Linked DNA regions of Mus musculus: regions 1 and 2 are each linked to region 3. A link is a loop called in an ENCODE intact Hi-C map of the cell type or tissue named here. Cell type or tissue: gastrocnemius. All regions are shown on one strand. Links, peaks and the distances in the headings refer to the core of each region. The heading gives the core; the rest is flanking DNA.

The links. A loop is a pair of places that touch in the nucleus more often than their neighbours do. Peaks named below come from ENCODE experiments on the same cell type or tissue, not always from the same donor. Only the 100,000 strongest peaks of a DNase experiment are listed, where the experiment ranks them.
Region 1: it touches region 3 in a loop (21-fold over the local background); 24 of 42 quality-filtered maps call a loop at or near these places.
Region 2: a loop joins it to region 3, with 8 times the contacts of the local background. A loop is called at or near these places in 14 of 42 quality-filtered maps.

Annotation. Positions count from the first base shown.
Region 1 is chr2:126,358,593-126,369,729 of GRCm38, forward strand. Atp8b4 (ATPase, class I, type 8B, member 4) reads right to left here. Exons shown (of 28, transcript NM_001080944.3): 21 at 3,164-3,311; 22 at 176-359. Among named protein-coding and RNA genes, the nearest start is that of Atp8b4, 130 kb to the right of the region's middle. In gastrocnemius, for the core only: a CTCF peak has its summit at 4,613 (motif pointing left); DNase peaks (open chromatin) are centred at 4,616 and 6,759; H3K4me3 peaks cover 363 bases; H3K27ac peaks cover 3,610 bases.
Region 2 is chr2:126,240,634-126,251,770 of GRCm38, forward strand. No RefSeq gene overlaps it. Among named protein-coding and RNA genes, the nearest start is that of Dtwd1, 94 kb to the left of the region's middle. In gastrocnemius, for the core only: a CTCF peak has its summit at 5,021 (motif pointing left); a DNase peak (open chromatin) is centred at 5,038; H3K27ac peaks cover 1,405 bases.
Region 3 is chr2:125,886,523-125,897,659 of GRCm38, forward strand. It overlaps Galk2 (galactokinase 2), which reads left to right. Exons shown (of 10, transcript NM_001291002.1): 3 at 1,342-1,465; 4 at 6,831-6,921; 5 at 10,123-10,269. Among named protein-coding and RNA genes, the nearest start is that of Galk2, 26 kb to the left of the region's middle. In gastrocnemius, for the core only: a CTCF peak has its summit at 6,758 (motif pointing right); a DNase peak (open chromatin) is centred at 6,756.

The DNA.
Region 1 (11,137 bases), core at 2,028-7,027, 470 kb after region 3:
ACTGAAGAGAAATGCCTTAGAGGTACTAGTAGTTATGTAAGTGCTGCCCAGAAAGTATAATTTTTATAAGAACCATGGTAAAATTAAACGAATGAACATTGCTATTACATTGCATCACAGGCTGAAGCAGGACTCCATGCGTGCAGTATGTCTCATTGAGAAAATACCCTCTTACTTTTAATCATGCTGACATCGTTGGCCCCATCACCAATGGCCAAAGTCACAGCATTTCTGTGCTTTTTTACCAACTCTACTACTTGGGCTTTCTGGAGTGGGGTGACTCTGCAGCAAACCACAGTCTTACACACACAGGCGAGCTCCAAAAGATCGTTCTCGACATCACTTTCAAGGGCATGGGCCTGTGTCATCAAAGCAAACAGAACACATGACGATTGTAAATTACAAAGCAAATAGCATGGTTCTTGACTGACTTCATTTCAGAACCATTTCATTACTTGATCAATTCAGGGTTACAGAATCAGTAACAAGACATGAATACTGAGCTGTTGGCAAGTTTCAAGGGAATTTAACATAAAAATAAGAGCTATGTCCTCAGTGTGCCTCCTTGATATGTTACCATGCCATCTTGGCAAGATCTTGCTATGTACTGGGCAGTGGTGGCGCACGCCTTTAATCCGAGCACTTGGGAGGCAGAGGCAGGCAGATTTCTGAGTTCAAGGCCAGCCTGGTCTACAAAATGAGTTCCAGGATAGCCAGGGCTATACAGAGAAACCCTGTCTAAAAAAATATATATATTACTATAAAGTTCTACTAGGAACTACTGAAAATCAATAGAAGCAACAGCTAGAACCTGCTGATATGAACTGCCAACCATGGTGATTTCTACATGGCACACTGCTAGTGTCCTTTGCACTGTTTTGTAGACTTAGTGTTTGTGACTGCCAACGCATAGGCAAGATGAAAAGGACCTGAGCAGAGGCTGTCCCTAGCAAAACACTGTGGCTGAAATCAGGAGCCTGAATAGGAGGGAGACAGGCAACTTGGGCCTCAGTCAGGATTCCCCAACCAATTCCTACCCTTGTTCCACATACCAAGAGCCTTTCTATACCCTCAGCAATTACTGAAAAGAGAACATGATTCTCTCCAATTAACTTTTTTGGACAATTACATTTCTAGAAACATCTCACGTTGTACTCTATGTTAGACACATTCAGAGAAAACATGAGTCTGCTGTTGAGTAACAGCTATTTAGAGTGAACCCTTAGTGAGACACTCGCAGCCCACTCCAGTTTGGCCCGCATATCTTCAGGGGCTCTGTTCGGTAGCACCTTTAGGTCCTCTTATAATTCCCATCAGGCTGCATTGCTACTTAAAAGACTGCCTTTATATCTTTGTATTTGCTAGCATTTTTACTCAATAACATCCGCTCTGCCAGAAAGTCTCCTCTGTTTATTTTTTAAACAAATAATTAAACGTGCCTATTTCTGTGCTCTAAAGGCATTGCATTAATGCCTCTTTTGCAGTATCTGTCATACTTCTATCAGAACTATACTGTGATCTCCCAAACAAGGACTATGCTCCAATCATGTCTGAGTTCTCGGCCACTCTCTAGCACTGTGACCTGGCCAGTCTGTGTAAACAATGAAAATGGTATGAGGCAATGGGTGGGTAAATGAGGCCAAAGCTGTGACTCTGGTGCAGAAAAATTCTATATCAAAGTCTATATGCCTCAGAAAACTGTGGACCATCATTCTCAAATATACCACATGTTCTGAAAGACAAGGCATATAACTGGCTCTTTTGCTCAGAATGGCCCCTTTTGCCTCTGCTCATTTTTCTTTATTATCAACAAGTTAAACGTAGACTTGGGTTTTGATGAAGACAGACCTGGATACATTCAGAAAAGCTTCAGAATTTGAGAGAACTGGAGCTATGATTTAAAAAGAAAGCAAACAAAACCTGACTGTACTAGCAAAAATACAGACAATTCTCCCTAACTGAAGAAGGACATCTCATGGTTTCATGAGCACAGGGCTTTGAAGCAAACAGGGCTCCTGAAGAGCTTCCAGCTTAGAGCCTTCTTTCAACAGAGGAAAAGACAGGCTAGGTGACTATCACCAGAAAGCCCATGCCCTACAAACACTGCTTCCTCAAGCCCAGGGGCCTGTCAAAAGCATAATACAGGAGGGATCCTGTCCTACCGAGCTGCCCAGGCCACTCAACTCCAGATCTCAGCAGACAGACATAACTTTCAGTTGGTGTTCATCTGTGCAAGGGAAAAGTTCATGTCATCTGGACCAGTTTTTGACTGAGCTTGGCCTGCAGCTGAGCTCTGTAACTTTCCACGGTGTGGAAGCAGCACTCTGCTGCGTCTGGGATCCAGCTGGATAGTGCTTAGAGAGCTAGGAGCTAACAGGCGGACGGTCACAAGGGGGAATCTAATAGACTCAGCTCCAACTTCTTTTGTCCACTAAGAAACTGCCTTCAAGAACAAACGTTCATTTTTTCCAAACTCCAAAGTGAAAAATGAGCACCAAAGCCAAAGAAAGATGTGAGATTAAGTTCTTTGTACATAGAAATGATAATTTCACGAGACTGCAGTCGGGGCTTTTGTATTCTAATTAGAGACTCAGGAGGAGCGGTTGAGTTTTGTTTGGGGCTTGGAACCTGAACTGCGTTAGAAGTACAATGCAAGTTTATTCTATTATGACAAGAGCCAGATTTCCTAATGAAATCAAATCGTTTGGCTTTGCTGCAGAACGTTGCTATTTAGAAAAACCACCAGAGGTATCTTAATGGCAATGATTTGGCGTGGTAATTCTGTGAAGGTCAGGTTATGACTCGCAAATCACAAACCTTCGCAAGAACGGTAACTGAAAAACTGATCTGCGCCATCCCCCACCGTCTTCCAAAAGCGTTTAAACCGTTCTGCGAAGCAACGGAAGTAACCGTTTAGGCAGAACTCATAGACTCCCTGCGAACTGTTTCTCCAGAGCCTCACATCCAGTGCGATCCTTCAAACAATGATGTCTGAAAGGCACACTGGAAGTCTTTCCTTCTGCAAACAGGAAATCCTGTGCACGCCCTATCTCTTGTAGTGACATTTGTTTGAAAAACACAAAGGAGACTCTCATTAAGGCAGCACAAAAGAGATGATTGCTGGAGTAAAGAAAAAGAGAAGAACAGCCTCGGGCAAACTCACCAAACTGTGGCCATTTATGACTAAGGCATATTCTCCTGTCACAGCCTCTCCTGCACCCGCGTCCAACCCCAACCGCTGCTTGTTGTCATAAACTGCATGTCCATTGGAAAAACTCGTGCTTTGTCCAAGCAAATTTTCCTTTGCTTTCCTTAAAGAATAAGAGAATTAAAAAAAGGCATAACAAAGCACACAGAGCTTGTCTATAACTGAACCAAGAGGCCGGCCTGGAAATGAACTCATGCTACCACTCTTCAGCGTAAGGCCCAGGTATTAGGCCACCAAGCAGAGGGAAGGCCAGACAGCAGTGCATGTCAATCCTGCAGGGGCTGGGGGAGCACAAGGAACTAGGCAGCTAAACACAGAGAAAACAGAACTACCTCAAACATTTTACACTACCTAAAAACTGGCTTTAACCAAGGAATCTTGATAGCTTTGGTGTATAAAGAACCACTCTCTGGAAAAACGGTGTTTTTCAATATGCTAAACAAAAACTAAAGGCGATGAATGAAACCTTCTCATTACAGAGCACTCCCCTCCTTCCCTCTCTCTTTCCTTTTCTCCATTTTTCCCTCTCCCTTTCTTCCTGACGTACGTACATACGTGTGTGTGTGTGTGTGTGTGTGTGTGTGTGTGTGTGTGTGTGTGCGCGCGCGCGCGCGCGCGCATGCGCTCATCATTATATAACCTGGCTGAAAACAATAGTCCACTTATAAACACATTTTGTTTAACTTTGAAAGAGATTCATGATGCCATTTATTATTATAAAATAAAAGAAAAATATTTTAAGTAAAAATAAAATCCTCATAAGTTTAAATGATAACAATGACCTTGTGAGAAACTCCAAACTCCAAACATGGGGTTTTTACAAATAGAAATTCCTCGCAATGCTAAAGACCTAATCAGTAGCTTATATGATGACATAAGCCCATTAGAACTGGCATTCTACTGTTCTCCTAAAAAATGTGATAATGTCTTTAATAGGAAGGTAAATTCCCACCCAGAAGACCTGTGGGTGACCAGGTTATAAATAACAGGTCTGTTGGCATGACCACAGTAGCTTCCATCATAGGAATACCGGCAGATGTCCCCTGCAGAAGGATGCCCAAGCCAGCCCCTGCATGTGAATATACCACTACATGTATAGATGAATTCCAGAAGAAAACAGAAAGTGAAGAATAGGTTAGCAGATGTTTCGACTTATGGCAAAATGAACTGTCTTCTTGATGTCCTGCCCAGTGTGGAAAGCATTTATTACAATGAGTTTATGCTGAAGATCCTCTGATGGGAGAGAATGGTCATATTAAAACAAGCATTATGCCTTCAGCTTTTGAGTTATTTAACATACAGTGATGCATATAAAAATGCATCACCAAGAGTTTATGTATGAACTACAAAAGCAGACCCAGAAGCAAAGGCAGGTCACCTTGTTTCCTGGCTCAACACTGCCCTCTGCTGTCCGGGACCAAAATCGTGCCTGCACTTAGACTTGTCACTCAGCCTTGGTTCCAAGGATGATATCAGACAGTTAGCAGGCAGTTTGCAGAAACAAACAAAAGGATGTGTAAGGTTAGAAGGCTGTTTGAAATGCACTGTGGGGAAGGAGACAGAGCAGGCACAGAGGATTACTGTTGCAAGCAGAAGGCTCCAATGTCCTCGGTAGATAAGCAACCCAATGAACGCTCATCATGGTCATGAAAACTGGCAGCGCCATCTGATGAATGGGAGAAATGATACCAGACATGAATGTGTGTCTCTGACGGCACTGCAGATCTCATAAACTGGGCTTTGAGAAGGCACTGAAGCAAAAAAAAAACATCTCCCAGGGTTTCCTGTTTGGTGAGGCTCCCATTTGCTGTGTAAATGACTCAACCTCTATTTCCCCCTTGCAAAACGAAAACATTCCAAGGGAGGGTGAAGTTCATGAACACACTGGCTGAAATTCTACTTATTTAGGAGCTTTCCCCAACAATGTCTCCCTAACATGTGACACAAGTCCCTTTCCAGGCAGAAAAAGAACAATTTTTATGCTCTGCTAAAATTGCTAATGCTCCCCCCACCCTCCAAGGCCTTCACTCCCTGCCAGACTGGAATGAGTGCACTGTAAGACCTGGGTGGGTGTTCATAGCTGTCCTTTCTCTTACTTCCTGGAACTCAGCTCTCCAAACACAAGCTGGTTCTTGCAAATGCAATTCATCAGGAAGGAAGAAAGCTACACATAGTACCTTTCGGTGAAGATGGACAGTGTGTGGGCATCCGACATTCTACTGGACCTCAGAATACAAACAGATGTGAAAAGAAGGGCTCTGCCTTCTAGGCTTTGTAATGAGGGCAGTTTAGTACAATGCTGTAATGCAGAACCATAGGCAGGGTTGAGTTGACTAGAGCACTCACAGCCCATACCATCTGAACACACTACAGCGGAGGGAGGGAGCGCTGTGCTCAGCCATGCATTCAGCCTGCAAAGGAGAGAGGGGGTGCGAGGGATGAGCCATTTTCCTCAGTCCTTTCCTGGCACTCTAGATGCAGGAAGTAAAAGAGATCTGTTAGGAAATAGATTTAAATTATGACATTATGTTTAAAGGAAAATAATTTGGACTTTGGTAAAAGGCCAGAGCTTTGAGCTTGCTTGTTCCTTGGAAACTTGGGTCTGCCTCTGACAGATTAGCTATCTGACTTTAGGCCACTTGATTAGTCCGGGGCAGATCCAGGACTCCAAATTCCTAGTTCTTGGTTATCAAAACAAATGGCTTTACATATACAGCCAGCCACAGGCTATCTCTAGGTTGGAGTAAGATATGCCACCAGAGAGTAATGAAGGAGACAGCACCGCCCTTCAGAGAGTGAGGAAGAAAGGAAGTGAGTGAACTTTTTAGTTCAAGCTTCCAGTTCATTGCCCCACAGACTGTTAAAGACGTCGATCCTTTATCGTCGATCAGAAATCGGGGACCGGCTCAGAGAGCGATCAACCCCCTGAAAACAGGGAACTGTGTGCACCAAAATGCACATCAGAAGTCAAAATGTAATGCTTTAGAGTGTTACAATTTATGAGAAGAAACCTGACCTACTAAAACAGTTTACTCGGGATAACAGAACTTGAGCATTCAAACCTATTTGGTCGCTACTGTCATTAATGACTCTATGATATCACAGTCAGTGTTATGTTCTGCTCCACGAAAGGACTCCTAACTGGCCAATATCTTATAAACAGCCTACATCACACAGCTAATTTTCAGTACCTGCCCCAAGAGCCATTTACAAGAGGTACCAGTGATTAAAGATTTTACTGCTTAGAGAGGGGCTATAGAGTCCTAGTGTCTCTGCGTGGGTACTTGGAGGCAGCTGGGTCATTTAATGAATTTTTCTGAGAACAAAACATGGTGGCTCAGAAATGAAACACTGGATGCGTTATCTTGTCTGACTGATCAAAACCTCATTGTCTATTTTCCTTGCAGCAGAAGATACATGCTCTGTTAAAATGACAGAATCCATGAAATAACCTCAGAAACTGGCAGGACTTAATTGTAGACCTGTGGGCATGAGACTAACACAGGGATGACTGTAGACCTGTGGGCCTGTGGCCAACATAGGGCTTAACTTAAACCTGTGGGCATGCTGCCAACACTAAAGCATCAATGGGAACCAACTCAATCAGGGTTCCACATGTCCAAAAATGGCTAACAACTATGTTATGTGCGTGCTGCGTGGCATGAACATTACTCATCGATGTTGACGACATCTAAACACATTGGACAGGATTAACTACAAGCATGTACATATTGTCCATCCAATGGCTCCTCCCTCAGATCCTTCTCTTTCAACACATTTTTTTTGCATGAACTCAAAAACATAGCACAAGAACATGAAAGGGCACACATTTATGATTTTAATCCCCAAGGCTGTGGGCTTAGATATAAATCGCCAAGACTGGGAATGTAGCGGGGACCTCCAAACAATGGTTCCCCTTAGGAGCTCTTTCCCCTCGAGTTTCATAGGAAGCATATTCATTCTGGAAAGGTATTCACTCTGCCTGCAGAATTTTCTATCATACATTGTTTCCATGGTACATGCAAAACATGATGGAACCTCCAAGTCTGAGTTAGAATAAGCATGGCCAGCCAGTCAGCTAAGCAAGGTAACCCCGGGGCGTGTGAGATGCTACACCTAGATGTAATTATTTTCCTTTGAATAGTTTTCTTCTCATTAAAGTAAAACGTGTTTTTAGGGTGTTTTGAGGGTTTTTTTGGTTTTTTGTTTTTGTTTTTGTTTTTTTCGAGACAGGGTTTCTCTGTATACTCACTCTGTAGATCTGTAGACCTGGAACTCACTCTGTAGACCAGGCTGGCCTCGAACTCAGAAATCCTCCTGCCCTGCCTCCCAAGTGCTGGGATTAAAGGCGTGCGCCACCACTGCCCAGCTAGGGTTTGTTGTTTTTTTATCAATTGTAAAAATTTGCATGAATACTACTACTCAGTAATTATGTAAGGAAAGAGAAAAAAAAGAAGAAGCTGGTTGCCTTTCCATTACTTAGAACCATGGCATATACTTCCCAGGGCTTGAAAGGTAGTTAGGAGGATGCATGTATAGTGCCGTGTGTGTGTGTGTGTGTGTGTGTGTGTGTGTGTGTGTGTGTGTGAGTGTATTGGCAAAACATATCATTCTATGCATGTTTTATAATCTCACTTTTAACTAAATATGTCACCCATCTTCTAAAGTTAATAAAGCAAAATCACTTTTTTATTGTTTTTTTTAATTAGGTATTTTCTTCATTTCCATTTCCAATGCTACCCGAAAAGTCCCCCAAACCTTACCCCCCACCTCCCACCCCCCCACTCCCAGTACTTGGCCCTGGCCTTCCCCTGTACTGGGGCATATAAAGTTTGCAAGACTAATGGGCCTCTCTTTCCACTGATGGCCAACTAGGTCATCTTGTGATACTTATGCAGCTAGAGACACAAGCTTCTGGGGGTACTGGTTAGTTCATAAAGTTGTTCCACCTATAGGGTTGCAGATCCCTTTAGATCCTTGGGTACTTTCTCTAGCTCCTCCATTGGGGACCTTGTGTTCCATCCAATAGCTGACTGTGAGCATCCACTTCTGTGTTTGCTAGACCCTGGCATAGTCTCACAAGAGACTGTTATATCAGGATCCTTTCAGCAAAATCTTGCTAGTGTGTACAAAGGTGTCAGCGTTTGGAGGCTGATTATGGGATGGATCCCCGGATATGGCAGTCTTAATATGGTCCATCCTTTCATCTCAGCTTCAATCTTTGTCTCTGTAACTTTTTCCATGGGTGTTTTGTCCCAATTCTAAGAAGGAACAAAGTGTCCACACTTTCGTTTTCGTTCTTCTTGAGTTTCATGTGTTTTGCAAACTGTATCTTCTATCTTGGGTATTCTAAGTTTCTGGGCTAATATCCACTTATCAGTGAGTACATATTGTATGAGTTCTTTTGTGATTGGGTTACCTTACTCAGGATGATGCCCTCCAGGTCCATCCATTTGCCTAGGAATTTCATAAATTTATTCTTTTTAATAGCTGAGTAGTACTCCATTGTGTAAATGTACCACATTTTCTGTATCCATTCCTCTGTTGAGGGGCATCTGGGTTCTTTCTAGCTTCTGGCTATTATAAATAAGGCTGCTATGAACATAGTGGAGCATGTGTCCTTCTTACATGTGTTGGAACATCTTCTGGATATATGCCCAGGAGAGGTATTGCGGGATCCTCCAGTAGTACTATGTCCAATTTTCTGAGGAACCGCCAGACTGATTTCCAGAGTGGTTGTACAAGCTTGCAATTCCATCAACAATGGAGGAGTGTTCCTCTTTCTCCACATCCTCGCCAGCATCTGCTGTCACCTGAATTTTTGATCTTAGCCATTCTGGCTGGTGTGAGGTAGAATCTCAGGGTTGTTTTGATTTGCATTTCCCTGATGATTAAGGATGCTGAACATTTTTTCAGGTGCTTCTCAGCCATTCAGTATTCCTCGGGTGAGAATTCTGTTTAGCTCTGAGCCCCATTTTTAATGGGGTTATTTGATTTTCTGAAGTCCACCTTCTTGAGTTCTTTATATATATACTGGATATTAGTCCCCTATCTGATTTAGGATAGGTAAAGATCCTTTCCCAAACTGCTGGTGGCCTTTTTGTCTTATTGATGGTGTCTTTTGCCTTACAGAAGCTTTGCAATTTTATGAGGTCCCATTTGTCAGTTCTCGATCTTATAGCACAAGCCATTGATGTTCTATTCAGGAATTTTTCCCCTGTGCCCATATCTTCAAGGCTTTTCCCCACTTTCTCCTCTATAAGTTTCACAGTCTCTGGTTTTATGTGGAGTTCCTTGATCCACTTAGATTTGACCTTAGTACAAGGAGATAGGAATGGATCAATTCGCATTCTTCTACATGATAACTGCCAGTTGTGCCAGCACTATTTGTTGAAAATGCTGTCTTTTTTCCACTGGATGGTTTTAGCTGACCATAGGTGTGTGGGTTCATTTCTGGGTCTTCAATTCTATTCCATTGGTCTACTTGTCTGTCGCTATACCAGTACCATGCAGTTTTTATCACTATTGCTCTGTAGTATAGCTTTAGGTCAGGCATGGTGATTCCATCAGAGATTCTTTTATCCTTAAGGAGAGTTTTTGCTATCCTAGGTCTTTTGTTATTCCAGATGAATTTGCAGATTGCCCTTTCCAATTCGTTGAAGAATTGAGTTGGAATTTTGATGGGGATTGCATTGAATCTGTAGATTGCTTTTGGCAAGATAGCCATTTTTATTATATTGATCCTGCCCATCCATGAGCATGGGAGATCTTTCCATCTTCTGAGATCTTCTTTAATTTCTTTCTTCAGAGACTTAAAGTTCTTAATCATACAGATCTTTCACTTCCTTAGTTAGAGTCACGCCAAGGTATTTTATATTATTTGTGACTATTGAGAAGGGTGTTGTTTCCCTAATTTCTCTCTCAGCCTGTTTATCCTATGTGTAGAGAAAGGCCATTGACTTGTTTGAGTTAATTTTATATCCAGCTACTTCACTGAAGCTGTTTATCGGGTTTAGGAGTTCTCTGGTGGAATTTTTAGGGTCATTTATATATACTATCATATCATCTGCAAAAAATGATATTTTGACTTCTTCCTTTCCAATTTGTATCCCCTTTATCTCCTTTTGTTGTCTAATTGCTCTGGCTAGGACTTCAAGTACAATGTTGAATAGGTAGGGAGAAAGTGGACAGCCTTGTCTAGTCCCTGATTTTAGTGAGATTGCTTCCAGCTTCTCACCATTTACTTTGATGTTGGCTACTGGTTTGCTGTAGATTGCTTTTATCATGTTTAGGTATGGGCCTTGAATTCCTGATCTTTCCAAGATTTTTATCATGAATGGGTGTTGGATTTTGTCAAATGCTTTCTCCTCATCTAACGAGATGATCATGTGGTTTTTGTCTTTGAGTTTGCTTATATACTGGATTATGTTGATTGATTTCCGTATATTAAACCATCCCTGCGTCCCTGGAATGAAACCTACTTGGTCAGGATGGATGATTGGCAAAATCACTTTTATTGACTATTTTGTATTTCATTGCTTGCCAATATCATAGTATTTAACAAAATTCTTCCTAACTAATATGAGCTATTTCTAATTATTATACCGAATGAAGGGATAAATATTTCCTCAGCTACATATTCATGCATTTGTTCATTTATTTCCTTAGAAGAAATTCTTAGATCAGGTGTCTGGGTAAGAGCATGCACGTTTATACATTTGAAATACATTGCTAGTTTCCCCTTTTGGAGAATTCGGCCATTGGAAGGTCCCAACAATAATCCATAAATAACACACATTTTCCTACATTTCTTCTATAAAATGACAGCTATGACATCTATGTAGCCAGCCAGTTGTAGCTGGATGAAATCTTGGAGTATAAGCTCAACTGCTCCTTCTCCAGCTCTTCCTATGAACTCATAGGGCCATC
Region 2 (11,137 bases), core at 2,412-7,411, 350 kb after region 3:
GAAAAAACAAGAAGGTAATCCCTCAACAAACCTAAAAGAAGACAGCCACAAGAACAGAATGCCAACTTTAACAACAAAAATAACAGGAAGCAACAATTACTTTTCCTTAATATCTCTTAACATCAATGGTCTCAACTCCCCAATAAAAAGACATAGACTAACAAACTGGCTACACAAACAAGACCCAACATTTTGCTGTTTACAGGAGACACATCTCAGAGAAAAAGATAGACACTACCTCAGAATAAAAGGATGGAAAACAATTTTCCAAGCAAATGGTATGAAGAAACAAGCTGGAGTAGCCATCCTAATATCTGATAAGATTGACTTCCAACCCAAAGTCATCAAAAAAGACAAGGAGGGGCACTTTGTTCTCATCAAAGGTAAAATCCTCCAAGAGGAACTCTCAATTCTGAATATCTATGCGCCAAATACAAGGGCAGCCACATTCATTAAAGAAACTTTAGTAAAGCTCAAAGCACACATTGCACCTCACACAATAATAGTGGGAGACTTCAACACACCACTTTCACCAATGGACAGATCATGGAAACAGAAACTAAACAGGGACACAGTGAAACTAACAGAAGTGATGAAACAAATGGATCTGACAGATATCTACAGAACATTTTATCCTAAAACAAAAGGATATACCTTCTTCTCAGCAACTCATGGTACCTTCTCCAAAATTGACCACGTAATAGGTCACAAAACAGGCCTCAACAGATTCAAAAATATTGAAATTGTCCCATGTATCCTATCAGATCACCATGCACTAAGGCTGATCTTCAATAACAAAAAAAATAACAGAAAGCCAACACTCACGTGGAAACTGAACAACACTCTTCTCAATGATACCTTGGTCAAGGAAGGAATAAAGAAAGAAATTAAAGACTTTTTAGAGTTTAATGAAAATGAAGCCACAACGTACCCAAACCTTTGGGACACAATGAAAGCATTTCTAAGAGGGAAACTCATAGCTCTGAGTGCCTCCATGAAGGAAACGGGAGAGAGCACATACTAGCAGCTTGACAACACATCTAAAAGCTCTAGAAAAAAAGGAAGCAAATTCACCCAAGAGGAGTAGACGGCAGGAAATAATCAAACTCAGGGGTGAAATCAACCAAGTGGAAACAAGAAGAACTATTCAAAGAATTAACCAAACGAGGAGTTGGTTCTTTGAGAAAATCAACAAGATAGATAAACCCTTAGCTAGACTCACTAGAGGGCACAGGGACAAAATCCTAATTAACAAAATCAGAACTGAAAGGGAGACATAACAACAGATCCTGAAGAAATCCAAAACACCATCAGATCCTTCTACAAAAGGCTATACTCAACAAAACTGGAAAACCTGGACAAAATGGACAAATTTCTGGACAGATACCAGGTACCAAAGTTGAATCAGGATCAAGTTGACCTTCTAAACAGTCCCATATCCCCTAAAGAAATAGAAGCAGTTATAAATAGTCTCCCAGCCAAAAAAAGCCCAGGACCAGACGGGTTTAGTGCAGAGTTCTATCAGACCTTCAAAGAAGATCTAATTCCAGTTCTGCACAAACTTTTTCACAAGATAGAAGTAGAAAGTACTCTACCCAACTCATTTTATGAAGCCACTATTACTCTGATACCTAAACCACAGAAAGATCCAACAAAGATAGAGAATTCAGACCAATTTCTCTTATGAATATCGATGCAAAAATCCTCAATAAAATTCTCGCTAACCGAATCCAAGAACACATTAAAGCAATCATCCATCCTGACCAAGTAGGTTTTATTCCAGGAATGCAGGGATGGTTTAATATACGAAAATCCATCAATGTAATCCACTATATAAACAAACTCAAAGACAAAAACCACATGATCATCTCGTTGGATGCAGAAAAAGCATTTGACAAGATCCAACACCCATTCATGATAAAAGTTCTGGAAAGATCAGGAATTCAAGGCCCATACCTAAACATGATAAAAGCAGTCTACAGCAAACCAGTAGCCAACATCAAAGTAAATGGAGAGAAGCTGGAAGCAATCCCACTAAAATCAGGGACTAGACAAGGCTGCCCACTTTCTCCCTACCTTTTCAACATAGTACTTGAAGTATTAGCCAGAGCAATTCGACAACAAAAGGAGATCAAGGAGATACAAATTGGAAAGGAGGAAGTCAAAATATCACTTTTTGCAGATGATATGATAGTATATATAAGTGACCCTAAAAATTCCACCAGAGAACTCCTAAACCTGATAAACAGCTTCGGTGAAGTAGCTGGATATAAAATTAACTCAAACAAGTCAATGGCCTTTCTCTACACAAAGAATAAACAGGCTGAGAAAGAAATTAGGGAAACAACACCCTTCTCAATAGTCACAAATAATATAAAATATCTCGGCGTGACTCTAACTAAGAAAGTGAAAGATATGTATGATAAAAACTTCAAGTCTCTGAAGAAAGAAATTAAAGAAGATCTCAGAAGATGGAAAGATCTCCCATGCTCATGGATTGGCAGAATCAACATTGTAAAAATGGCTATCTTGCCAAAAGCAATCTACAGATTCAATGCAATCCCCATCAAAATTCCAACTCAATTCTTCAACGAATTAAAAGGAGCAATTTGCAAATTCATCTGGAATAACAAAAAACCTAGGATAGCAAAAACTCTTCTCAAGGATAAAAGAACCTCTGGTGGAATCACCATGCCTGACCTAAAGCTTTACTACAGAGCAATTGTGGTAAAAACTGCATGGTACTGGTATAGAGACAGACAAGTAGACCAATGGAATAGAATTGAAGACCCAGAAATGAACCCACACACCTATGGGCACTTGATCTTCGACAAGGGAGCTAAAACCATCCAGTGGAAGAAAGACAGCATTTTCAACAAATGGTGCTGGCACAACTGGTTGTTATCATGTAGAAGAATGGGAATCGATCCATACTTATCTCCTTGTACTAAGGTCAAATCTAAATGGATCAAAGAACTTCACATAAAACCAGAGACACTGAAACTTATAGAGGAGAAAGTGGGGAAAAGCCTTGAAGATATGGGCACAGGGAAAAAATTCCTGAACAGAACAGCAATGGCTTGTGCTGTAAGATCGAGAATTGACAAATGGGACCTAATGAAACTCCAAAGTTTCTGCAAGGCAAAAGACACCGTCAATAAGACAAAGAGACCACCAACAGATTGGGAAAGGATCTTTACCTATCCTAAATCAGATAGGGGACTAATATCCAACATATATAAAGAACTCAAGAAGGTGGACTTCAGAAAATCAAACAACCCCATTAAAAAATGGGGCTCAGAACTGAACAAAGAATTCTCACCTGAGGAATACCGAATGGCAGAGAAGCACCTGAAAAAATGTTCAACATCCTTAATCATCAGGGAAATGCAAATCAAAACAACCCTGAGATTCCACCTCACACCAGTGAGAATGTCTAAGATCAAAAATTCAGGTGACAGCAGATGCTGGCGAGGATGTGGAGAAAGAGGAACACTCCTCCATTGTTGGTGGGATTGCAGGCTTGTACAACCACTCTGGAAATCCGTCTGGCGGTTCCTCAGAAAATTGGACATAGTACTACCGGAGGATCCAGCAATACCTCTCCTGGGCATATATCCAGAAGATGCCCCAACTGGTAAGAAGGACACATGCTCCACTATGTTCATAGCAGCCTTATTTATAATAGCCAGAAGCTGGAAAGAACCCAGATGCCCCTCAACAGAGGAATGGATACAGAAAATGTGGTACATCTACACAATGGAGTACTACTCAGCTATTAAAAAGAACGAATTTATGAAATTCCTAGCCAAATGGATGGACCTGGAGGGCATCATCCTGAGTGAGGTAACACATTCACAAAGGAACTCACACAATATGTACTCACTGATAAGTGGATATTAGCCCAAAACCTAGGATACCCAAGATATAAGATACAATTTCCTAAACACATGAAACTGAAGAAAAATGAAGACTGAAGTGTGGACACTATGCCCCTCCTTAGAAGTGGGAACAAAACACCCTTGGAAGGAGTTACAGAGACAAAGTTTGGAGCTAAGATGAAAGGATGGACCATGTAGAGACTGCCTTATCCAGGGATCCACCCCATAATCAGCATCCAAACGCTGACACCATTGCATACACTAGCAAGATTTTATCGAAAGGACCCAGATGTAGCTGTCTCTTGTGAGACTATGCCGGGGCCTAGCAAACACAGAAGTGGATGCCCACAGTCAGCTAATGGATGGATTACAGGTCTCCCAATGGAGGAGCTAGAGAAAGTACCCAAGGAGCTAAAGGGATCTGCAACCCTATAGGTGGATCAACATTATGAACTAACCAGTACCCCAGAGCTCTTGACTCTAGCTGCATATGTATCAAAAGATGGCCTAGTCGGCCATCACTGGAAAGAGAGGCCCATTGGACACACAAACTTTATATGCCCCAGAACAGGGGAACGCCAGGGCCAAAAAGGGGGAGTGGGCGGGTAGGGGAGTGGGGGTGGGTGGGTATGGGGGACTTTTGGTATAGCATTGGAAATGTAAATGAGCTAAATCCCTAATAAAAAATGGAAAGAAAAAAATAATAAAATAAAGTCCTGGGGTGTTGCGGTGAAAAAATAAAATAAAATAAAATTCCAAGCCATCAAAAAAAAAAAAAAAAGAATGTATATATATATATATATATGTATTCCTTGTGAACCCTTTGTCAAATAATTATATACATCTGTTTCTTTGGGGTTGGCTTCTGGGAATTTAATGTGTTTCTCTTTGGGCCAAGTTACCATGTCTGTTTCTGTTTGTAAAAACTATCTTTTCTTAGATTCTGTATATCTGATAAAATAGTTACTCAAGACTTTGCCTACTGGTTTCCTGCAGGATATGACTCTTATCCATGAGACTGGCTAAGAGGTTATTTTCCCAAAGCTTGTATTTAGGAGCATGCAAAAGTCTCAGTTGTCAAGCTGATTTTTCAAGTTGATCAGTTTCTTTTTCAGGAATTCACAATCTCTTGCTCCCCCTTGTGTCTCCCGAGGTTTTGCAAGGATTTTCATCATGGATTAACAAACTGTCTTGCTCTCCCTTGTTCTCAGTGATAACCATGCTTCTGATTTAAGTCAGTTTACTATCACTGCCTAATGTCAGGTGAGAGAGATACAAGCCCTTTGTGTGAGCCTCCAAAAAGTCGGAATGACAGGCCTACACTCTGACCCTTTCCCTCCCTCCTGATGGAGAAGCGTTGGGTTATACATGTCACCACCATGCTGAACCATGTATCACCCCTACTATGTTTTTATTCTATGAACCCCCGTACATACATGTGTCTGTTCTTCAGCACTTGAGTGATGCACAACTAAATCAGTCTCCCAGAAGTCCTCTGAGAAAGTCAAAACGTTGACCTGATTTTGCTAAGACATTGCTTTCCAATGCTGATCTGTGCTGGTTTAGGTGGTGCATAAACCACTTAAACCATTTCAGTGTAGCTGTTCTCATACCCATGTTTGCTCGGGGTACTACAAATCTTCGGATTCTAGAATTCCCATAAAAGCACCTTCACTCATGTATCATTAAGTCAGCATTCCAAGGAGACCAAGAAGTAACTAACCATTACAAGTCTGTCATCTTACTGACATCACACACACACACACACACACACACACACACACACACATCAAGCCAATATTTGAATGCCTAAAGACTCCAAACTCCAAGTAGGTATCCTACTAATGAACATGAAAGAAACAGATTGTTGGAACCCATAAGTTCTTGTTTCTAGACATGTTCAAGAAGAGGGGCAAAGGCAGAAGAAATAGCCACCAAACTTCAACACTGAACAGTAGGCAATGAATGGGAAGTCTACAGCTTACCAACCAACCAACAAACAAACAAACAAAAACCAACAAAACAAAAACCTCAGGGAGGATCCAGCCTCGGACTGCTACGGAAAGTCAGCATCCTTGTCCATCCTGATGGCACATGTTCATCTTGATGGCATGTGTCCTGACAAATAAAGTGGGATTGTGGCTTACAGCCCAGAAACATTTGATCTCTCTCAGTGTGTTCACAGACTAAATGTTGGACATAAGTGTGGCCATGAGGAAGAATTGCTGGTACTTTCACAGTCAGCTCAGGATTCTTTCAATAGTCCTATTTCATAAGCTTTCATGCCTCTTCTAGTAATGAATTGTCTTGTTTTCCAGTCGTAGACACCTTACCAATTGTCCTAGTTAGCTTTCAACTTGACACAGCTTAGTGTCATTTGAGAGTAAAGCCTCAACTAAGATCAAATTTAGGCTTGTGATGAACTGTTTTGATTATTAGCTGATGAATCAAGGCCCATCCCACTTTAGGCAGCATTATCCCTTGGCTGGTGGTCCTGGGCTGTGTAAGAAAATGAACCAATAAACAGCATCCTTCCATGGCTTCTACTTCCAGGTTCCTGCCTTGATTTCACTCAACGATGGACTGTGACCCAGAAGTGTGAGTCAAACCAACCCTTTCCTCGCCATGTTCCCTTTAGTCACAATGTTTCATTTCAGCATCAGAGTGAAGCTAGAGCACTCAGGGGAATATCTGAGCCATGATGTAGGTGGAACAGCATGTCAAGAAAGAGATCGGTATCGTAGTGGTAGGGCTATCCTTAAGTGACTGTTGGCCTCATCTCCTAAAGACTCACTTGCAGAACAGAAATGATGAGAGCATCCTTTTGTATCTGAAAGACTGCAAGGACTCTTGTCAAGCCTGTGCACAGGATGCCAAGGTGAGCCTGTCTTCCCCACATAAAGGTCTCTCTCTGAGCATGAGAAGAGTGAATGCAGAGGGATTTCCAGATGATATTGTGCAATTTTTTTTGCTTTGCTGATTTTTCTCCCCATCTCAGCTTAGTCAAAAATTTAGAGCATTGATTTCATTTCCCAGAAAATGCATGCTTCTTTCCCCAAACACTTGTCCCTTGGCAGGAGAGAGAACTGACGCAGACACAAAACCTGAAGCAAATTGTGTTTTGTTTTGCTTCTCCCTTTATCCACACCCAACACTCATTCCTTCATTTAAGTTAGGGAACTTAGGAAGAGGGAACGTAGGAGTTTCATATTTTCAGTTTTTGGTTTACTCTCTTCTTTCTGTGTACAGTTTACCTCTGCATCCTCAGTGCCAGATCCGTGAACGAAGAGTACATTTTCTGACACCAGCTCACCAGCTCTCTTCACTTGGGGTGTTCTATGCTCTCACTTTGGACAACACTATTCTAATGATTCCCATTCATGGTGCATAATTACCATTATCATGCAGACCCCGTCCTTCAGTGGGGTCTGGAACAGAGGTGAAATCCAAAGGCCTCATTAAGACTCTGTGCCCACAACGTAAGGAGGACACCAGACTGAGTGCTCTCTAAGGCCAGAGGAGTCCGAGTCCCAGAAACGTATACAATAGCACTCAGGTCCCATAGATTCATCCTAACTAGTATTTCATCTTAACAGCCACAGCTCCTAATGGTGACTGCTCATCAGCCAACAACGAACAGAAATGGAAGAAAACTTAATTCAAAAGTAGTTTTACTCTTAATTTTAAAAAAAGTATTTATGGAGTTACTAGAGAGGTGGCTCTCAGCCTTCCTATTGTTGTGATCCTTTAATATAGTTCTTCACGTTGTGATGAACCCCCCCCCCCACCATGAAATTATTTCCATTGCTACTTTATAACTGCAATTTTTCAACTGTTCTGAATCCTGCTGTAAACATCTGTGTTTTCCGAAGGTCTTAGGCAAGCCTGTCAATGAGTGGTTTGTCTCCCTGAGGGGTCGTGACCCACAGGTTGAGAACCACCGTATTAGTTTTTCAAGTGCCTAGAGTCTGGTTCGAGGTCAGTCCCCTAGAGTGAAGTTCCCCTTGCACTGGCTCACTTTTCCCCAAACCCATTCCTCACCCATCTTCCATCTCCCTTCATATTGCAAAAGGCTAACCCCTGGCTCCAGTCACCAGCAGTTTTCTTTTCTATTAAACATGGTTCTCATTTCCTTGTTTTTATAAACTGGTAACCATCCAAGTTTCCTCTAGGGTCACATTGGGCAATGCAAAAACAAGCCATTTAGAGCATTGCTTCTGGGGTTGTGGACCATTCTTGAACACCGAATGGGCGGAGTCAGGAGTTGGCAATAAGCTTCAAGCCATACTTGGCATGCTGAGTGAAAAGATGCCCTTATAGAAGATAGAAGGTTGTCTGATTGGCTATGTTTGTATCTAGAAGATTGTGTGTGATCTGCAATCCTAGCTGCTGTCAATATTGTCATATTCCACTCAATGACAATAAGAAATAAGAAAGTCTCTATGTGTCGAGAAATGACAAGTGAGAACGAAATGGGGTTGAGAGTCCTCAGAGCGACAGAGTGTGTGACACTTCTGTCTCTGTGACCTGGAAGAGTCCCTTGGCTTCATTAAGCCCAACTGAATGCGGACAATGCAGTCCCACATCTGGTGCCCTGGAATGAAGAACGTGAGCTGAACTCCAGCGTTGTCTATCTGCCTCTGCCGCTAGTCTGTGGATAACAGCAAGTGTGACCAGCTGCTTCAGGGTCTGGCTGCTGTCCTCCCTGTAGTGAACTAAAAGATACCCTTCCTTTCTTGTTGTTTGTTTGTTGTTTTGGAGGGTTTTTTTTTTTTTGTCTGATAAATGAGAAAAGTGACTAACATGGAAATCATAATTCAACCTTCCTCACAGAATACACTGTCCACAGGTGTGAAGCAGTTAGTCTAGTCTATAATGATGACTTAAGTACTAAATGTGCAATGAAATGATTCTTTCATCAACCATTGGGAACACTCTCGTCTGACCCTTGAAGTACAGGTCAGGTTACCTCATATTCTGAGGTCAGAAAAATGGAGGTATAAGGGCATCTGCTGAGTTGCTGGGGGAACTGTGATGGCAACAGACAAGGAGATGCTTTCTATGCTGTCGTCACCACCACCCTCACCACAAGCCCCCAACACATATAGGCTCAACCTAAACCCAAGGACAGTCTGACAGTCTCGGGTCCTCCCAGGAGACTTGGCTTGTTATGAACTCTGTACCCAAACTCTCTGGATGTGGCTCTCAGTTTTCCCTACTTCTACTAGCTGCTCCATTTTAAGCAACTTATTAAATTTCTCCCTGCTTCTTTTTTGTCTTTGTTAAGTGGGAACGTAATAGTCTCCATATAAAAACTACTTTGAATCTCACAGTGCATGCAACGCGCCTAGCACGCAGTGGGCAGGGTTAGTAAGCATCATCCATCGGCTTCACTTTGTTTTCGTCTTAGAGAAGAAAGGCTTATCACGCATCTCATCTGGAACCCCAAGGCAAAGCTTCTCTTGTTCAAAGACAAAATAATCATATTTTGTTCAGGGGCTTGCTTGAAAGTATCTGTGAGATATTAGTAAAGGTCAAAATATAAACACTCAAGTGACAGAAAAACAAATTCCAGTGTCTCCTAATAGCAGGTTCATGAAAAGTTTTTTTTTTCTTTCTCACAACTCTAAAATTTCTGTAATTGTACACTATATGGTTAAGAAAAATCATCATTTTCACAAAGAGTCACATCTAAAATTGTCAGTTGACATGAATGTATCACAGTCTTTCTCCTTAAATCCCTTATTCTTACCAACTTAGCTCCAGTGTGGTCTGTGGGGAATTGCAGGCTGGTCTTCAGTTGAGCTGAGGTGACCTACAGACAAAAGCTGCCTTCCTCCAAAAATCTCCTCTGACTGAGGACTCCCAAGACAAGTGCTGAACCACAGAAGACAGACATGGGACCTTCCAGCTACAGATGAACCCTTTTGCCAAAGACAAATGGCTGCTGAACTTTGGGGAAAGTTACATGATAGTGAGGAAAACATAATGTCTATCTAGATTAATTAATTGCTGTACAAAATTGATGTTACTACCCTTACATTGTACTACCCATGGAACAACTGATTGATTGTTGCCTTCTCAACTCAATCTCTTGCCTTCTCAACCCTTACCCTTAATTCTCCTTACTACTCTGGCTTTGTTCTGCTACTTCTCTAGGCTATATGTTTTTTCTGATACTTCCATCCACTCTAAATTTTCACAACAAATTTCACAGTCACTTCAGTGACCCTCCATTTTTTCTTATAAAAACAGAGGGGGGAGTTGTGGGGAATTGCAAGCTGGTCTCCAGTTGAGCTGAGGTCTGAACCCCGAAGGGTGATAATTCACCTTCATGACACGGTAGGTGTTCCTTCATGCTCCTGGAACTCTGGCTCCTGCATAAGTTACCGCCCCCCACAGCCCCCACAAGAGAAGCATAGCTAGAAGTCACATAGGCAATGGCCCAAGCTTCTGACCTTCAGACTAAACTCCTCCCCAGTTACCTAGCAACAGTAAAGACCATAAAAAGGGCTGTTCAGCCCTTGCTTGCTCTCTTACTTGTCTCTCTTACTTCTTACCCCTCACTCTCTCCCCTCTCTTTGTCTTCTCTTCGCTCTCTTTCTAGCCCCCCCCCCTCTGTCTCTCTCTCTCCCCCTTATCTCTTTCCCCCTGCCTTTCTATAATAAATCTCTAAAACCATAGAGAATCTCTGCTCATCAAGATCCACTGCGCTCACTCTCATCAATGTTGGGAACCTCTCTTCCCTCATCCCTCTTTCCTATAATCCTGGTGACTTTAGCAAAGTAGCTCCAGGAATCCCAGGTAGGGCTGCCCCTTTGCCAACTCCCAAAGAGTGGGTCAGAGGATGCCCACCCAGGGCTGAGTGGAAAGTGTATAGCAGCTATCCCACGCCTGACAGACCAGAGAATAGGTAAAACTCTGGTGGGGCATGGGTTTCCCCTTCCCCAGGGTATCCTCTGGGTCCCTCCCCTTCCCCAGGGCACTCCTTGGGCCCCCTTTTTAGTTCCTGACAGTGGTCTTTGCTGGAGTCTCTGTTTAAAGACTGTGTCTAAAGACCAGCAAATGCTTGTGTGTGCATGTATGAGTGTGTGCGTATGTGTGCATGTGAGCATGTGTATACATGTGTGTGTTACTTTATTTTAATGTATTGCTCTTTCAATTTTTTGAAATGTTTAAACAAAATAACAAAGTGTACAATTATCCATTCTCAAGAATAATCAAATAATAAACAATCATTTTTATTTTATGTATCT
Region 3 (11,137 bases), core at 3,972-8,971:
AATGATTATTGTTAATTAAAATTATAAAATTGGAAAAACAAGTCTAAGATACAAAGAAGCCTCTAAATTAACAAAATCTAATTACTATGGTTAGCAGAAATTCCTGAATCAAAATGTTTAGTAAAAGGAAACTGAGTATCTGTCCACCTAAAGTGTTTTACTTTCTATTAAACGTGATCATATTTTTCCTGTGTGTTAACTGTACATGCAAAATTAATGGGAATGAGAATTTATTTTGGAGCCAACTATGAGTGACATGGCTTGGAAACACAGATACAGTTTACTCTAAGCTCACAGTTCAACATGGAAACAGTCTGGATACGTTTTATATTAACCGAACAAGGAAACAGCACACCAAGACACATTTCAGATACATCAGTGAAAATATCAGGCAGGTGTGTAACTCTTGTGGGAAATATTAAAAAGAACAGCAAGTTCCTGCACTACACCCAGCTACTTTCTGCCCTGGAGGCAGTCGGCGGTCTCAGTGCCTCTGTCTCTAAGCTAGCCTCCACAGTGACTGATCGTGGTCTTCCCAGCTCCGGTTTGCTTGTTCAGTGCTGTCTGTACCCTCTCAGCCATAAACCCCCTGTGGTCAGTAGTCCCATATTCCAGTATTCCAGTAAAACAATACTCAAGAAGCTTATAATTAACCAGTCAGATTAATAAACCAATAAATTCTCAATTCACAATTTGCCCAAACAATAAATTCAGCACCAGTTGATGATACAAGCCCACCTAGATTAGACAAATTATTTCAATTATTTTATTCCTTATGATATTTATAGCTACTTGTGGCTATTTAAAGCTACATGAAATCTGGATCATCTTCCTCTTGCTCCATCTTTCCTCCTTCTCCCTCCCTCTGTTTCCTTTGTCTCCCTCTCTTCAACTCCTTGCTCCACCTCCCCTTTCCCTGTCCAACCACAGGCTTCTTGTTGTATTAATAAAATTAATTGGATAGGGAAAGTCCTGCTACAGGTAACAGCAAGGTAGAGAAGTCTCAGTTCTAGGCAGCAGATGTTACCTGATAGCACTGCTAGCCTTTGGTTGGTGAAGGATAGAGGGTCTGCTCGAATATTCCAAAGGATTTCCCAAGTGGCTGTAAAGATACATAGAGCACTGTGTAATGGGGGCCTACTAAGGGGGCTAAGGATGCTTGAGATCACCTGACTTACAACTCCCTGGATTCTACAGTCATTGAGTTTCCAATCAGTCAGTCAGCCCTGAAGCTCCCTCTAAGCCTGGCTTCTCTCTAGCAACTGTTGTTCACAGAGCTTAGCTGAGTTTCTTTTCTTTCCTATGCTAACACAGATAAAGCCTGCTTTTTCTCTTGTGTAGGTGAGCACATAGATTACTGTGGATATTCCGTTATTCCCATGGCTGTGGAACAAGACATGTTAATAGCTGTGGAACCTGTGAAAACACACACTCTCCAACTGGCTAATACAGACCCCTTGTATCCGTGAGTATTTAGGATTGCTGGTGGGTACAGAATGTGTGTGTGTGTGTGTGTGTGTGTGTGTGTGCGCATTCATGCATGCTTGAGTGCATGCATAAGCATGCAGTAATGGGTTTTAAATGTAGATAAGCTCTAGGAAGAATACCGGATTCCAGCTAACTCATCTACCTGATTGATATTTCTTGCCTGATGTTTACTGGTGTCCTAGTCACTACTTACTGTGTGTCACACTTACCAACCAGCAAGATGGCTCAGGGCTGTTGAATGCCTTTATCTTATTTGATCTCCAGAAACCCACATGATAGAAGAGAGTCCAGTCCTGCAGGTTATTCTCTGATTTCTACAGTTGTAGCATGTGTACAATGCCTACACTCTTTCTAACATATATACAGTAAATAAATAAGTGAATTAATAAGTGTAAAAAAGGAAGCATTAACTGGAGAGTTATAATATACTAGGCACTGTTATACAAACATGAAAATAACTTTATTCTTGCCCAGACATTATGGATTATCTGCTAAGATAACTGTCTTAATAAGGTCACCTGTATGCTATCTGTCCTTCAATACTATGGCACTGTCTAATTCTCTTGTCAGAGAATCTTACCATGCTGCACAGTCATGGCTTACATACCTGTATCCCTCGGTAGGTTTAAGCTGTATGGTTTTATGTTGTGATGTCTGTTTTCTCCAAAGCCTTAGTCTCAGTATAACACAGTATGAGATAAAATGGATGTTTCTAGTACATATTCTTTGTCGAGTGTTTATTTTTCTATAACGTTAGCAAATCACTTATGTGTATTGAATTGTATTAACTATCTGTTCAGTCTTCATGGTCATCTTTAAACATATGGTGGGTTACTTTGGTGGATTTCCCAATGCTGGGCCAGCTTTGCTTTTTCTGCGTAAGCTTCATCTGTACATTCTGATACCACATAGCAGTATTTTGGTGAGTGATGGCTCGCATATAGGGTGATGGCCCCATAGGAATATATGGGGTTGAAAAACTGCTGCTGCTTCTAGTATTTGCATTTTAAGCCAAGAATTAATTACTACAAAAGAGTTAAACATTTTTTTTAGCAATTAAAAGTTTTATAAATGCTTGTTTATAAAATCTAGAGTCATGTGCAGTAATATCCTTGACCTTCACATTCATTCACTAGCCTAAAACTTTCTGTCCTGCATATACCATTTCCCTTTATGTTAAAGGCCCTATGTCAATGTGCTGGTTTCAACTGCTTACACTTTTTGTTTGGATAGGTTCAGATACACCAGTACTATCATTGTGCTATAGTCAGCTAACATGTTCAGTATTTTCTTAGTCACTGCTGTGTTGCTGTGAAGAGACACCATGACTAAGGCATATTAAAGAAAGTATTTAATTGAGGGCTTGCTTATAGTTTCACAGTGTTAAACTGAAAATACAGGGAGTGTGGGGTCATGAAAGCAGGCATGGTCCTGGAGAAGTAGCTGGGAACTTTACATCTTGATCTATAGACAGCAGATTGGGGGCATAGGGTGGAAAGACATTGGCTCAAAGCCACCCCTAGTGACATACCTCCTCCAAGGCCATATGTACTCCAGTAAGGCCATACCTCTTAATCCTTCCAACAGGTCACCAACTGGAGTTGAAATGGGGGGTGGTGGTGGTATTTACATCAAATCACCACAAGTATAGTAGCATGCTGTATATGTTTGTAATGATGAATATCCCAAATACATAAGTGTGTAGTAGGCTATACCATCTATGTCTGTATAAGTATGCTATACTCTATATTGTTTATACAATGACAATAGTAGCCAATAATAAGTTTCATATACTATATCCCTGTTATTAAATGACATGATTATATTATGTGTTTAATTTCCAAATTACAGAAGAAGACATAATTGTCACATTGTATATTGTAATTCTATTTCTATATCTTGGTTACTGAGTAAGCTGACAGCAAACATGGGGATAGCAGATGTTTCATTTCCCGTGGGTGTATATACCAAACACAAGGATTCCTGGATGATATGCTAGTTCTGTTTTTAATTTTTTGAAGAAACAACACACTGTTTTCCATAATAGTTATGCCAAATCCCATTCCTACCAACAGTTCAGAAGTGTTCACTTTTCTCAGAACTCCACCCACATTTACCATCTTACTCACACCAGATGCCAATTTTGTAAGATTAATACTTTTTCAAGGTATTACCTTGTTTTTTGTATGTGTGTTTCTTATGTTATTGCATTGGCATTATGCATTTGGTGTTATTTGCAGGTTTTTTTGTTTTGTTTTGTTTTACAGCTATATTCTATTAGTTGAAGTATTTGCAGTAATCAAGTGGGACTTGGATGTAGTAGAGATGAATGTGTGGTATAGAACATAATTCCCAGGAACTTTCTATATTTTCCTGAGTGGGATATTAACTGGGAGAGCAAACAGAGGTGTTTGATGTCACTGCTGTACACTGCTGAACTAGCATAGTGTGCTTGAATTTTACCTAATGCAGTTAGGAGATGGATGAAAGCAGCCTAGGAGGGGAGATTAAAGCTGTAAAGTAGAGAAGGGCCAGGAAAACAGCTTAGTGAGGAAAAGGATGTGCCAGCAAACCTGACAGCCTGAGGTCAGTCCTGGGACCCAACATTAGAGGTGCGAGCTGACGCCCACCAGCTTTTGACGTCACACGTGCTATGATATGTGGACACATACACAGAAATACAGATAGACACAGAGACACAGGCACACACACACGAGAGAGAGAGAGAGAGAGAGAGAGAGAGAGAGAGAGAGAGAGGAAAATAACTAATTAATTAAAAAGGTCAGTTCTCTAATCATTAATTTAAGAATTCACCTTAGGGTCTTGGAAGAACAAGAACAAGCCCCATCAAAAATCAGTAGATTGAAAGAAATAATTACAATCAAGGAAGGAATTAATGAAATAAAAATTTAAAAATATAATGAGTTTGTGAAACAAAGTGTCAATTCTTTGAAACAATGAACAAGATCAATAAACTCTTAGCCAAACTAGCCAAAAGAAAGAGAACAAAGGCCCAAATTAATGAAGTAAGAGATGAAAAGGGAGATATGGCAGTAGATACTAGTGAAATTCAGGAAATAGTTGTGATATATTTTAGAACTCTTACATTCTATGATGTTGGAAAATCTGAAAGGAATGAATGAATATGTAGGTGCATATAATCTACTCATATTAAATCTGGATGAGATTAACAGTTTATAGAGATTAATAAACAAACAATGAGATTCAAGCAACAACTAAAAACAAAACAACAACAACAGAAAAACCTCAACTAAACAAACAACATTTTCAATTAATAAAGTCCAGACTTTGGTAAGGCCTGTTGCTGAAGATACTACATACTTGTCACAAGACATAGAAATAGCATTGGTTCTGACCAGGAACCTTCCTCCCTGTTGGCTCACTTTCACAGTGGCAGGAGGTGCTGCGTAGGATGCTAGGGGAGAGCTTTCATCAGCAGTCTTACCCAGCTGGGAACCCTGTGCACGACTGGTATGGGAAGAGATACCCGTGGGTAGAATAGTGGCATAAATAGTATAGGGGTAACCACAGCGGCTCCCTGAGATTATCTGTGGATAATGCAGAAACTCACAGCTGATCCACGGGCAGAGAATAGTGCCAGTGGATAGTACAAATGGGACTTTTGCATCACACTTCCCTACCCAAGGACCATGGCAGAAGAGAGAGCAGGGAGATTGGAAGAGCCAGATGCTGAAGAGGACTGGAGTGAAATGGGATCGTCTTCTGGATGTGACAGGACTGCTGTGCTCAGGAGCACGAAGTAGCTGTACTTGCCTGCATAGGGCAAAGCTAGTTAACATTCTAGTATGGATCAGCGGGCGTGAGCCCCTCCCCCTAACTGAGGAGCTATGGACATCTGATGGTTTCTGGGGAGAAGAGAGTCAATTTTCTTTAAGGATATGGCCCTTGGTAGGTTGACTGTGCTCTATGAATGGCCCCACAGCATGGAATATATGGGGCGCACAAGCTGGACTTGATGGGTTATTAAAAAAGGACACAAAATTAGGTGGGACTGGGGAGGTGAGGGTGGACCTGGGAGGAGTTATGGAGATGTGCGAGGAGGCGAATGTGATCAAAATGCATTGTATGAAAGTCTCAAGGATTAGATATATTACAAACAGTGCAGGTCTACAACTTTTTACCCTTGAACTCCACCAAACCTTTAAAGAAGAGCCAGCATGGATGCTTTCTATTCCAGACAATAGAAAATGAAGGAGGGGGGAGGAGCCCAAAGTGTTAGGGAAGGCATGTGTAGAATAGAGATAGGAACAGAGGAGAGTTAGGCTTTTCTGAGGAATTCAGAGAAGCAGACCAACCTGCTGAACCAGAAACTTTCTAACAAAGTTCCTATTTTCTTCTTCCAATTAGTAAGTGGCTGCTGGTGATACTGAGGTAATGAGTAGACACTATGTAAATATCTTGTTTTCATCAAGGTCTTACTTTAGAGGTCTGTTGATGAAACCACTAGCATGCAATACTTTTAAATTTCCATTATTTCTTCAATATTGGTTAATTGATGTACTTTATTAATTATCCCTCCCTCTGTGTGTGTGTGAGATGTGGATGCATGGCATGCATTCTATAGCACAATTGTGGAACTCAGAGGACAGTTTTGTGGAGTCAGTTCCTGTCTTTCCTCATGTGGGTTCTAGGGATCAGGTTGTTAGCATCTCACTGAGCTTGGCCTTTTATTATGAAAAATAATTTCCCTTTTTCTTCCTTTAGCTGCTTATTCACTTGTAACTTTATATCAGTGTAGACTCACAATAGGTCATGACTCTTTAAAATAAATTTTGTTTGTTATTTATTTTTCTTAAATCATACATTAGATGGCTATCAGAGAATGTGGAGAAAGAGAACTTGGAGACCTTCCATTTCACCAGGGCATCTGTCTGGTAGCAGGCGCAGAGGATAAAGCACTCATGTATTTATACTAGCTAAGAAGCACTAACCTGAAAGGGAAAAATGAGTGTAGATTATGCTGAAGTATGTTGTTTCCTAGATGTTTCTGGAAATAAAAAGGGCCAGTTAGAGGTAGATTGGTCAATAAGGCTACTACAACTTTCTCTCTTGGTTTTTAGCATCTGGAGGTGTCCACTGTTGGAGACTGAGATACACGTTTAAGTAAATAGAAAAGGAGACTCACGTAAATAAAGAAAATGTCTAATTAAAAAAATAAAAGAAGGGGGGGGGGGGAAAGAAAGAAAGGAGACTTGGTATCGGTGTCCTGTCACAAGAGGGCAGCAGTCAGCCATTGATTTGGTTTTTTTTTTTCCTCTCAAGGCGTACAGACTTAAATTAATGTGTCTTGTTTTTTTCAGAGACTTCAGTACTACAGCTAATAACATCTGTATCGACAAGACCAAACCTCTATGGCACAACTACTTCTTGTGTGGCTTTAAGGGAATTCAGGTAAATCGATGCTTACTAGCTGTTGAGATTATAGTCATGTTATTCCAGATTGACTCCCATGTTTTTGGTCTTCTTTTAGTACTGATGCTTTTCTTGTATTTTGCTGACTTCTGTTTCAAGGCCAGGGGCGGGGGGAGGGGATATGATTGCCTCTGGGTTGTGCTCACAGGAGTGGTCATGGTCTTTCTTTCCACTGACTATGCATCATTAAATACACCTTGAAGAGAGATTGTCCTAGTATTTACATTCTGTTCTTGGGATGTACAGGAGTATACTGAAATGGACTTAGAGTTGAGCAGCCATGGGTTTGAATATGGGCATAATCCAGCTTTGTTAATTTGAGTTCAATCTTGGCTTTATCTGTGAAACAATGTCACTGCTATTCAATGAGGAGTGCTTGCAGGGCATCACTTTGCTGGGGCCTTTAGGCATTTGGGGATGGTAGCCAGCATTGTTACTGCTTGTCCAGGTGAGAATAAAAGGGTTGTAGTGAAGGTCTTACTGTGAGTAGTTTCTCAGAAACATTGACTTAATCTTAATGTCATAGCTTCAGTGCTGTGTATAAGACTAGGAGAGTGCGATATTTCCACTTTCTCTCACAGTTAGGAGAGTAGGAAGCACAGAGATAAAACCAATACTTGCTGTTTTCAGAACCACTCCTGTGTTTCTTTTTGTGTTCTTAATTTTAATTTCTAATAATTAAAAACCAATCTACTTATTTTCTTTATATGCCTGTGGGTGCTTTGCCTGCATCACTTGGGTGTCTGGCACCCGTAGAGGCCGAAAGAGGGCATCAGGTCCCCTGGGACTGGAGTGACAGACTGTTGTTAGCCACTCTGTGGGAATTGAACCCAGGTCCTCCTCCTCTAAGAGCAACAGATACTCTTAACCACTGAGCCATCTCTCTAGACCCTTAACTTTTATTTTTTAAATTAACATTCACTCAATAATTATTTTAGTTGTAGTGAGTCTTGTGATATATCATAGATTAAGAATATTAAGAAATATTTTTTTTGTCTTCGTGATTCAAAAGGAAACTAATAAACATACTTTTCTGGTTTTTTTTTTTTTTTTGAGAGCTTATGATCCAAGTGGCCTGGAGGGTACTATCTGAAATTGTCACAAGCTGCTTAGGACTCAGTGACATAGTCTTATAGAAGCCAGTCAGGGTAACTTGGGATGTGTAGTCCTGGGGTGTAACTTGGGATGTGTAGTCCTGGGGGTGTTGTCATGGAGGTCTGGTCTAGGAGTGCAGCATTAATTTCTTGAGAATGTGGCTCTTTTTTCAAGACACATGGTAATAACTTCTGGGAAAAGTTATTGGCCTGTTTTAAATCTTCAAATCATTTGGATTGTCATCCACATTAGTGGGAATTAGGGTATTTGGAAGCATTGGTCAGCAAATGCAATCTGACCTTTCTTGTAACAACATGCCTGTTTAGTATCATATGGTAAAGTGACACCTCTCTTTCTCTCTCTGTATATGTATATGATATGTATATATGTATATATAGTATATTTTTGTATTATTTTGGATAGAGGCTTAAAATCTTCTTTGGTTTGACAACTTATGTGCAAAAACACAGGTTTCTTCAATGACCTTTTGGCAGAAAAGTAATTTCAATGTTAGCAGTCCAGAAACCTTCTAATTAAAATACTAGAAAGTTCCAAGGGATAGTCTGTTTATGTGAAATTGAACATGTTATCCTTTTGGGATAAAGCTACTGCAATGTTTGGCACAACTCAGTTGTGTTTTTCAGTCTGCTGTTACTGTTGAATTTAAACATTGCGTGCTAAGTTTGTAACTATGATTCACATCCAAGACAGTCTGTGGATCAGTTTATGGTTAAATATATAGTGTTCCCCAAGGACTGCTGCCTTTGAGTGGGCTGCCTAATGTTCTGTACAGCGGGGCGTTGGCAATGGCACGTCTTCAGTGTATAATTTGTTTGTGTTTCTGGAAGGAGATTTTTAGATGACTTGGAATCAGGAGGTACATCCAACTGAATCTTTTCTTTTGTGGCCCATGATTTTTGCCAAGGAAGAAAAAAAATAGACAAAACATTAAGGACAAAAGCAGATTTTATTTGCAGCATTTTGCTCCTTTGGTTAGTCTAATTTGCTTATTGAAATTTTTCCCTAGAAGAATATGTATGATGAAATGCATAATTAGGTAATGTAATAGTTTCTCAAACTTTGGTCTTGAATTATCTGAGAAATTTCTGAAGAACATTCTTTTCCTTGAGAAGAAGGGAGGGCTGGGTTTATTTTAATCCTAAATAATGAAGATTATAATATGATATCACTTCCCAATTCAAGTCTTACACGTCAGTTCAAATACATTAGAGGTTTCTACCTTTAACTCAGAGTCCAATTTGGTTGGTCTTTCCTGTTTGTAAAAATTTCCCTGCCTTTTTTGGGGGGAATTTAATATCATTTACATATAAATTCTAATCTGGCTGTCTTTGAAGCTACTAGATGTTAAATTGCATTAATAACTCCAGTAAAACCTCTGAATTTCCTTACATAGCTGGCAGGCATTTAAATTTAAACATGGTGACACTGGTGGCCCCAGTTTTCACAGCAGTGGAGAAGTCAGTTAAGACTCAGAGTCTTGGGTCTCACTCTAAGCATTCTTTGCATGGGGACAATTTCAGAGTCTTGGGTCTTCAAGCGTTCTTTGTGTAACCTTGGGAATTTTTTAAACCTCCTAGTGCTTAGGTTTTTTTCTTGATAAAAAATGGAGTTGGTAGAGTGGGAGCTCTTTTTCTTCAGAGAGCCTCCTGAGGCCAGCTATCCTGGAAACAGCTGCTGTTGGGTTAGACTTTATACAAGATGCTGCAGGGCTAAAGCTCAACCTGCGCCCCATCACTAGGGATCTCCTGCCTCTCTGGGCGACTTGAATTGTAATTGCTTTATGGTTTTTCTATACTTGTTCAAATCAGTTGATATTCAAAGAAAAGTCATTTGAGGCAGTTTCCTTATGTGAATGAGTAGCTTTTTGTTGAAAAAAGAGGGCTCATCCCCAGCCATTAGATCAGATGGCAGGTGTAGCTCCTACTGGAATGATTCACCCCAGTTACTGCAAAAGCTTTGTGTGTGTCGTATGGTTTTCCCCTCTGTGGACTGATAGCAGTTTCTTCTGCTTCTTGGGTTCAATCCTGAAATGACTATTGGCATTTTATTTTTAAACATTCTTAGGAACACTTTGGCCTTAGTAAGCTGCCTGGAATGAATTGCCTGGTAGATGGAAATATACCCCCGAGTTCGGGCCTCTCCAGCTCCAGTGCTCTGGTTTGCTGTGCTGGGTTAGTGACTCTCACGGTGCTGGGACTGAGACTTTCCAAGGTAAGCACCATTATGTCAACCTCATAAGACCTCCACAACAGCATCTGCATCGCAGTCAGACTGTCTTCCTCAACACCAAAAAAAAACCTGTCTTAACTGGAAAGGAAAAGCCAACATCTGTGGGAAGTGCCCTAATCTAATATGTTCTGCCTGTGGTCGCTCACTCTAGTGTTGTTGCTAGTCTCTGACCAGCCAGTCAACAGGGCTGTCTGACTGTAGTGAGGTACTCTTGGATTATATATGAAGCTTTGACAATATACATTCAGAGTAAGACATTTTAGGTTTCATAGTTGGGCCTGTTTTTGTTCTGTTTTTTAGTTTTTGTTCTTTGTTTTCACCTAAAACCTTAAGTACTGACAGGCAATGGGCAGGAAGGATAGAGAACAGATGAGAAAGGAGCCAAGTGTGTCCCCGTTAATACCCAGTATATGTGGGTTAGTCGCCTGAGTGTCCCATTCAAGGAGGAAGTGCGTACCTTAAGGAGACAGAAATTCCACCTGAGGTCAGGAAGCCTTCACAAATTTGCATAAATCTCTGGTTTTCCAGCTTGGAGCAGGTGAGCTTAGATTTAATTAGTACGTGAACGCTCTGCTTCAGGTGAGATGTTATTGCAGGTTCTTTTCAACCAGCGGTTCTCAGCCTTCCTAATGCTGTGACCCCCTAATACAGTTCCTCATGCTGTGGTGACCCCAACCATAAAATTATTTTCATTGCTACTTCATAATTGTAATTCTGCTAATACCATGAATCGTAATACAAATATCTGATAAGGAGGAGATATGATATGTGACCCCCCAAAGGGATCTCAACCCACAGACTGAGAACCACTCTGTTAAACCCATGTGTGTAAACTGAAGTCCACAGATGG